Linked DNA regions of Mus musculus: all the other regions are linked to region 3. A link is a contact called in ENCODE Hi-C or POLR2A ChIA-PET data. All regions are on one chromosome and are shown on one strand. Each heading gives the region's core, a stretch centred on a gene start or an enhancer-like site at or near the end of the contact. The rest is flanking DNA. Distances are from core to core; before and after follow the strand shown.

What was found. A loop is a pair of places that touch in the nucleus more often than their neighbours do. ChIA-PET counts read pairs that join two places held with the same protein, here RNA polymerase II (POLR2A).
Region 1: a loop to region 3 is called in a map of left cerebral cortex, with 3 times the contacts of the local background. The contact joins the promoter of G630025P09Rik here to the promoter of Nlgn2 in region 3. A Hi-C loop is called at or near these places in 17 of 37 maps with a recorded cell type or tissue (T-helper 2 cell, adrenal gland, gastrocnemius and 3 more). POLR2A ChIA-PET finds 5 or more read pairs at or near these places in 4 of 5 experiments (Patski and embryonic stem cell).
Region 2: a loop to region 3 is called in a map of left cerebral cortex, with 2.8 times the contacts of the local background. The contact joins the promoter of Tmem95 here to the promoter of Nlgn2 in region 3. A Hi-C loop is called at or near these places in 4 of 37 maps with a recorded cell type or tissue (heart and left cerebral cortex). POLR2A ChIA-PET finds 5 or more read pairs at or near these places in 4 of 5 experiments (Patski and embryonic stem cell).

Annotation. Positions count from the first base shown.
Region 1 is chr11:69,802,335-69,805,034 of GRCm38, forward strand. G630025P09Rik (RIKEN cDNA G630025P09 gene) reads left to right here and starts at 1,335. Exons shown (of 1, transcript NR_027913.1): 1 at 1,335-2,700. It overlaps Tmem102 (transmembrane protein 102), which reads right to left. Exons shown (of 2, transcript NM_001033433.4): 1 at 2,686-2,700; 2 at 1,261-2,596. The coding sequence ends at 1,281. It also overlaps a transcript of Fgf11 not described here.
Region 2 is chr11:69,876,776-69,879,475 of GRCm38, forward strand. It overlaps Tmem95 (transmembrane protein 95), which reads right to left and starts at 1,280. Exons shown (of 7, transcript NM_001195710.2): 1 at 1,072-1,280; 2 at 765-821; 3 at 524-604; 4 at 406-426; 5 at 186-266; 6 at 12-99. The coding sequence starts at 1,243. It overlaps Kctd11 (potassium channel tetramerisation domain containing 11), which reads right to left. Exons shown (of 1, transcript NM_153143.4): 1 at 1,489-2,700.
Region 3 is chr11:69,836,353-69,839,052 of GRCm38, forward strand. It overlaps Nlgn2 (neuroligin 2), which reads right to left and starts at 1,432. Exons shown (of 8, transcript NM_001364137.1): 1 at 696-1,432. Tmem256 (transmembrane protein 256) reads left to right here and starts at 2,173. Exons shown (of 4, transcript NM_026982.1): 1 at 2,173-2,297; 2 at 2,568-2,599. The coding sequence starts at 2,213.

The DNA of each region.
Region 1 (2,700 bases), core at 85-2,584, 34 kb before region 3:
CTCCACTCCTTTTGAAGTCACCTCCAAATCAACCCTTCTTAGTGCAGACACCAGGTGGTTGTCTGCAGGACCCTCTGTCGCCCCGAAAAAAGGAGCATCCGCCGTTTCTGTCTGTTTTCTAGTTGCCCCTTAAATTTCCCGAGGAACAACTGGCACTGCTTAGATCCCACACCCTCCAATCTAACAAGGCCCCCAAGAGAGGAGTGCACCCACGTTGTCAACACTCCTCAAACGTGAACAGGCCCTTAATAAGTCACAGCGCATCAGAGCTTCCTGCGCCAGGGCTTTCTCGTCCTCCCTGGGACTGCTATAACACCCCTTCCTTTCCCCGACGCCCCTCAACCTGTCCTGTCCTGTTGATCCGGGCGACGGGTGCCGCGAGCTCCAGCTCCAGGCTCCTCCCTCCCTGTCACCCGCAAGCGGAGGTTTCCCCCCAACGTCGGCCTAAGCGTCCCGGACCCCCAGGAAGGAGTAAGGATGTCTCTGCAGAGCGCCTCGGTTCGGCAAAGTCAGAGCACTGGGCCTGGAGGTTGGACCAGGCAGAGCGGCGGAGGCAGCGGCAGCGGCTGTGGGAAGCTGAGGCGGCGGCGGCGACAGAGGCTCCCCCTCCTCTGCGAGCCGGCCTGGGGGCGGGGCAGGGGGCGGAGACGCTGGGAGAAGCTGGGCGGGCGGAACCCTGGGGTTCCTTGGAAGCTCTAAGTGGGAACTGTCACAGAGGCAGGCGGAGTAGAGGCAAGGCCTGCAAATCTCGGGGTTCAGAGGAGAGGAGACACGGAGCCTGATATGGCGGGGCTGGGGGCAGGGGGTCGATGGAATAGCCGACAGAGAGAAAATGAAAAGGGATTCTACTGCCTGGGATGGAAGTGAGGACAGAAATGGACGAGGAGAGTTGGGGGGAAAGTGGAGAAACCGGTAGCTGTGCCATCCAGTCTGGGCTGTGATCCGGCCTTAATATCTCTGGTTTGGTATGAGCCAATTGATCAGAACTAGGTTTCCAAAAACCAGTTCCTTCCCGCATTTTGTCAGTAAATACATTCCTACTATCCCTGTCAGACTCTGAAAGAATAGGGGAGAGAGGTTCCGGGAGGCAGTACCGGGACAGAAGGGGCGCCAGCCAGATTTAGAGAACTTGGGCCTCAGGCAGGGTAGAATACTGGGGAAACCTTTTAGAAAAGGGACTTTGGACCCAAGCATACACTGTCTGTATGGAGGGAGCAGCAGTCCCCTGCATGACCCTCTCACCAAAGGAAACACTTTCCATTCCCTTAGGAGTAAAATCTTTAATGGGTCCCGCCCCCTACGCCCGCTAAACCGCCCCCTTTGCGGGCAACCTTGGCTTCCTCTACAGCCTCACGCAAGGCCTGTGCAGGGTCCCCGCGGAGCTGGGCCAATGCCCCGCGCAGAGCAGCGGAGCCGTCTCCCACACGGAGCTTTCGGCCGCTCAAAAAATAATGAGGCAGCGCCCCGGCCTCTAGCACTCGGCTCAGCTCATCCAGTAGCCCAAGGCAACAAGCGCCGGCATTTTCCGGCCGCGCCAAGTAGAGCGCCGGGAGCCGCTCGCACGCCCAGTAGAGCAAGGTCCGCAGGAGGTAGGGCGCAGCGGCTCGGGTCCCCGCCACCAGCGGGCGCAGCAGCGCCTGGGCCGCCGCGTGTGCCTGAAGCAGCGGCGTGGGGATGCGCTCTTTGAGCGCCAGCTCCTGGCGAGCGAAGCACAGCTGCCATCCAGAGGTGCTCGGCTGCTCTGGGAGGCTGCCCGGCACTAGGTAGAAAGAGGCCGATTCAGAGACCAGTGGACCCGCCCACGAGTGGCTCCGAGCCGTGTCAGGCCAGCCTGTCACGGTCACCACCGGGATCAAGTCGAAGAGCAGGAGGTGGCGTGGGGGCTCTGGAGTTGCCAGGAGGACCGTGGTGACACCTGCGTGACGAGCTGCATGAACTAGCCGTGGGGCGCCTGGGACCGGGATCAGGGACTCAGCAACCTCAGCCAACTTAACGAAGAACCAGGAAGTTACTTGGGTCGGGCATAATGTGGGCCATGCCTTTGGAGCCTCCGACGGCTTTGGGACTTGGCTTTCGTCGGCGTCCAAGGCGTCGCTGCTCAGTGTTTCCAATGGCTCAGGAGTTTCAGGATTGGTAATGTCCTTATAAGACGATTGGGACTCTGAAAGGTCACTAGATGATTTTTGCAAAGACATGTGTGGCTCAGGTTCAGGGACATAATCATGTGACGGATCTACAGAGTTTTCCCGGTCGGTGGGACTCTCTTTGCTATGGGTTTGGTGAGTCATATCACTTTCTTCTGGGACAGGAGGTCCTAAGCAATCCTGCCAGGCCTCCCGGACCAAAATTCCACGCATCAGTTCTGGAAGGCGGAGCCATGCAGAACAGGATTCCAGATCCAGTAGCAGCTCGGGCCCAGTGCCATCCAGAGAAAACACAGGCACAAGGAGTGTAAAGCCGGCATCATAATGAGGTCCCCGGGAGTAGGGACCTAAGGGGGCGTGCCCTAAATCTAGGGAACCTTCGCGAATCCCACCACGAAGCAGCAAGAGTTCTGCCTGGGGTGGAAAACGAGGGTCTTGGCGGTGAACCAGACCTAAAGAAGAGAAAGGGTCGTGAAGGTATCCTGGTTCAAAGTCGGGGCAGGAAATGGCGAGGCTGGGGTTTGCAAATTCCCACACTTACCGAGTAGAGCGAAGA
Region 2 (2,700 bases), core at 30-2,529, 40 kb after region 3:
CCACAACTCACTCCACTTGGAGGCTCACAACACCCGAAAGCAGGACAATTCCGAAGATACATAGGAGCAGAATCCTAGCGTCCCACAGATCGTGACTGTCTGCAAGGAACCCAGGAGACCGTGGATGATCCTGTGGATCACACCAGGGAACCTAGGGGGCCTTAGGAGGGTGAGGATTAAAGAACCTGGGTAGCAGTGCTTTTGGGGCCAACAAGACTCCTCCTTGCCCTCGCAGGTGGAGCAGTTGTACAGGATGGTGCTGCCCCCTGCAGGAGACAATAGGAGCAGCGCTGGCAAGCGAAGCCACCGCCTCCAACCCCTTCCTCCCAGCCGCCCAAGCTCCTCAGGCCGTCGCCCTACTCTCTTCGCTCCCCAGGGGGCTCCACGGCCTTTTCTTTTACTCACGGCAGACAGGAGCACAAAGAGCTGCAATGAAAAGCAAGGAGCAGTGGCTGACTTGTTCAGTCATGCCCCACGGGGCTACAAATCCTAGGCGTCTCCTTGGTACCCTCCCCATCAATACCTTCCCTGGTGTACTGGGGGATCCTGGTCTTCTGAAGCCATTGCCAGTATAATGGAATCAAGGAGGTGGATCCTTTTTTCTCTGGAGAGGCACAGCACAGCTATATTGCCCTAGACCTCATCGGAGCTGCCTTCCAGGCCCCCTCCCAGATCGGTCCCTCTCTTCACCTCCCCTCCCCCCATATCCCGTCTCGTCTTGGGTCTTCCTAAGTCTCAAAGTGTCCGTTTTCTCCAGACCTCACCTATGACTCTCAGGACTCGGTGAGTTTTCTCTGTGACTTGCTTCATTGAGACCTCATCTGTGGAGATGGACAAGAAGGAGCTAGAGTAGGCTCTAGAGTTTTGGGGGGTTTTGTGTTGTCTTTTGTTTTTTTGTTTTCCTATTTCCTAGGGCACAGAGTTCTTCCAAAGAGAGAGAGAGGCTAGTGTGTCCAGAAAGGGCTATGGACTGAAGCAATGGCTGAGATGCACAGCTAGGAGCTCGGGCGCCAGCCCCCTTAGGATCCAGTGGTGACTATTGCTGAGCTAACCTTGCATATCTGATATTACCTAAGGCAAAGGCCGAGAAATCTGGGGAAGCCCATTCCTTCCATTTCCACTTCGGCTTCGTCTGGTTATTGAGCTGAGCCAGGCGGTTTGCCAAGGCATGATCTTGGAGACGACAGAAGATACAAGCCTTGGCCACGGCCAAGAAAGCCCCACCCAGAGCCAGCACCCACATGAAGCCTGCTGGGGTATGGAAGGAGTTGGACCCCCTCAGACCAGGGAAGAGTCAGAATTCTCTGAGATCCAGATTCTGACCCTTCATGTCGGAGGTTCTAGACTGATCCAGAACAATGCCATTGTCTTACCCCTCGGCTCCGGTAGAGCCACCCCTGGGCCCCCAAGAACTGGAGGCTAAAACGTATCTCTAGGACGGATAAATCAGGGTTTCTGTTGCAAGGGGATAGTGGCCTTTACACGTCATGGTTCTGAAAGCAATTTATTTTTCTTCTTGTAAGTCACAGTGATAGATGAATGACTCCACCCAATGATGACCATGTTTATGTGTGTATCCCATCCGCCCAGGAACCCAGAAATGCTATCCTTCCCACACCCTCCCCGACTCTCCCAACTCTAGCTCCTGGCTGCCCAGGACAGCCTTAGGCCTTCCTTACCCAGCTATTTCCTAGCAACAGGCTCATGGTTGTCTCAGCAACCAAGAGCTCCCAGAGGTCTCAGAGGCCCAGCTAAGCCCAGAGGCTTTTACCTCTCATAGGAAGGGCCTAGTGTGACTCAAACTCAAACAAGGCCCTCCTGCCTACGTGGCAGCGCAGGCATAAACACACATGCAAACACACACACACACACACACACACATACACACACACCCTATGATTAAACTAAATCTGAATCTGCTTTTACACATACCACAGAAGTACCTGAGCCTGGAGAGTTTCTAAGCAACCCCAAACAGGCCTGGACAGGCCAAGATCACAGAAGGACCAATACACAAGCACAGGAGTCAGCAACACTGATGGGAACCAAGACAGCAGGGAGCCAGGCAGCATCAGATCTATTGACTGGCAGGCGCACACACATGAAAGAGGCCTCTGGACACCATGGTCCAGCCCCACTTCCATACAGGATCCTCTGGAATTCCAGAAGGGAGCTCTAGCCCCCGTGTTGATGGAGGTTCTCCTTGCTCCCTATGTCACCCTAGGATGGAGTGTCCCACAATAGGTGGCTTGGAACATAGTAAAGAAACCTCCCAGAGAGTCCTGGCCTCTTAATGGTTACTGTAGGATAAGATGTCAGCTCCAGTAAAGGAAACCACAGTCTAGGGAGCAGGTTACATTTGATAAGTCAAAGTCCTCCCACCTAGTGCTCAACCCGCCAGAGCTCTGCTAGGTTTAGCCTGGGCAAAGAGGTGCTATCTTACTTTGCCACACTTCTGAATACAGAGGACCCATCCTCAAGCAAAAACAGGCTAGAGAATCCACGATGCTTTCCCAGGATAAGCCCCCGCGTAGACCTTCTGGACCATTCGTGAGTCTTGTGGGGTGGAAGGGGGCAGCTCGATCTGGGAACCCCAGCTCTAGGCTCTGGCCAGGTATGGTGGAATCCCTGACTTTCATAGCTACCACACCAGTACTAGAAAGAGGTTTTAGAAGAGCCACAGGCCCCTTGGCTGACTCA
Region 3 (2,700 bases), core at 182-2,681:
CTCCTCTCCTCTAACTAGCTTTTCTCTCTTCCCCTCCCACTAGAGCCCCCCCCCCCCCATCTTTCTCCTCCGAACAGGGTCCCTTGGAGCATCTTTCCTTGGCCTTAACTGGCTTGCTCCAGCTCTTGCCTTCAGTCTCTCACCCCTCAGTCTTTTCTCATTTCTGTCTCCTTGGTGTTTCTCATCGCTCTCTCCTCCAAATACCTTCTCTGATTTTCTCCCTCAAGTGCTCTCTCTCTCTCTCCTTTTTTCTATTACTCTCTCCCCCATTTTCTCTCTTCATCTCTGTCTGCCACATCTTGCTCCCCCCTCCTCCCGATCCCTCTGCCTTGCTCTTCCATTCCAGCCCAGGCCCGACTCCCCCAACCGGGGAGAGTTGAGGGACGGGGGCTCAGGCCGCAGCCCCCCCCCCTTCCTGCAGTGGGGAAAATGGCTTGGCCGGGAAGGGGAGAAGGAGGGGGAGGGGGAGATGGGAACACACGGGGTCTGTGGGCCCATTCAAAGGATCATTCATGGACTGGAGAGAGGCAGAGACAAAGAGACCAAGACGCAGAGACACGGCGAGAGCATCCTTAGGCGGAGACACGCAGACAGAGCAGGCTGAGGGAAACCAGGCGCAGGGAGGAATATGGGAAGAGGAAGACCCCAATGGACCGCCGCGCAGCCCCCTCCACCCAGCATGGCTTAGCTCCTACCTGGATCAGCCCTGGGGCCGTGGTGCCTCCATCCAGGGCTCCGAGCGGGGGGCGGACGGGTTTCAGAAGGGGGGCGGCGGCCTCTGAGCCCCCGCGGCCCCGCAGGCCCAGCCCCCGCCTGCAGCGCCTCACCCGGCGGGGGAGGGGGATCGCCCCAGCCCCGGGGGGCGGGGCCGGAATCCAGTCGATCCCCAGGAAAAGGAAAGCTAGGGTATAGGGTCAGAGAGAGCTCAAGAACAGGGAACCCCGCAGTGGGAAAGGCTGAGCCAGGAGGGAGCAATGGGACAGGACTAGATTGGAGATCCACTGGTTCTCTGGGATGGCTTCGAGGGACCAGGAGGCGGTTCAGGCGACAGATCCTAAGGGATCGGGTGCTGGAGGAGGAGTCCACGGCAATCCCTAGGGGCCCGGAGCCCCGGAGCGCAGAATCCGCGGTGCAGGGGCAGGGATCCAGCCGGAATCCTCGGGGAGGGGGAGGGATCTAGTCGATCCCGAGGGCGGGCGGGAGGGAGATCCGGGGAGTCAGAAGAGGGCGGGGGCCGAGTCCCGAGCCTCGAGGCAGAGGTCGGTGCGGCTCCTAGGAAGGAAGGCAAGGGCTAGGGGAGGCTTTGGGAAATGCTCAGTAGCCAGGAGGCCCGGACTCCTGGCTCTGCGCGCCAGGGCCCGCCCGCCCCGCGTCCATCCCAGCTCGAGAGTGATGATCCGCCGGCGGAGCAGCCGCAGCAGCCCCGCGCGTCACCGCGCGGCCGCCTCCCCCGCCCCCTGCCGAGAGAGCGGCGCACACCCCTCGCTTGCACCCGCCTGCCCACCCGCCCTCTGGAGTGTGGGGGGGGATTGAAGACAGTGAAAGGGGTGGGAGTGGACAGACGGACGGATGGACGTAGCGAACTAGAGCAGGGTGAAGACATCTCTCCCCCCGCCCCCCCGGATCTCCCACCCTCTGGGCTCTCCGGGTCTAGCAAGGGGGAGAACAGCTGAACTATAGAGGGCAGGGCATCACACGAAGAAGGCGGGGCCTCTAGGCACAGAGGCGGAGCCATCGTGGGATGGGAGGGGTTTGATGGCAATAGGTGGAGCTTAGAAATCCGTGGGGCCGCCCCTTTTGAGGAGTGGGTCTGGTTTGAAGCAGAACAGGAGGAGCCTGTAGAAAAAGGGGTGGAACTTTGTGGGGGACCGATATCTTTGCAAATTAGCTGGAGGTGTGGGGTTGGGGTGTCGAAGAGGCGATCAACTTGGAAAGTGGGCCAATCCGTGACGCAAATCCTCTAGTCCCACCCTCAACCCCGCCTCCCACTGCTCCGCTCCTCCGCTCCTAATTGGTTCTAGTTTCTCCGCCCGCCAGACATCTTCTCCATTCAACAGAAGTTTTACAAAGGCGTCTGTAAGGGAACCGGGGCTCTGAAATGAACATAGCCCTGATTGGGCATTTTTGGACCTTATTTGCATGGGCAATCGGGATTGGCTGGCTTGTTGGGTGGTCAGGGCGGTGTTGGTTCCGCGCGTGACCACCCACAGCTATGGCCGGGGTAGGGGCTGCTTTCCGCCGCCTAGGTGCCTTGTCCGGAGCTGGGGCCTTGGGTTTGGCCTCCTACGGGGCACACGGTCAGGGGACGTGGGATGCAGCTGGGCTGGGGGCAATCTTTGGGATCTGGTGCGGGGAGGGACCTATAGGAAGTGTCTTGTCTTTTATGGAATAGAGATCCCTTGGAACCCCGAACCTTCAAGTTTGTCTTTAGGTCCAAAAGCGTCTCAGTACTACATCTGTTTCCACCAGTCAGAAGCTTCCAGGGATGCAGTGTCTACTTAGGTGCCCCTGGGGTTTGAGAGGGTCTAAGCCAATACAGTTCTGATTGGTTTTGCATCTCTCTACAGGCGCTCAGTTTCCGGATGCCTACGGGAAGGAGGTGAAGTAACAGTTCTGGGACTCCTGGACTTGGCGCGATGTTTGGGTGTCCTTAAACTGGGAGGGGGTGGGGAGATGAATGGGAAGGCAGTCAAGTGTAGG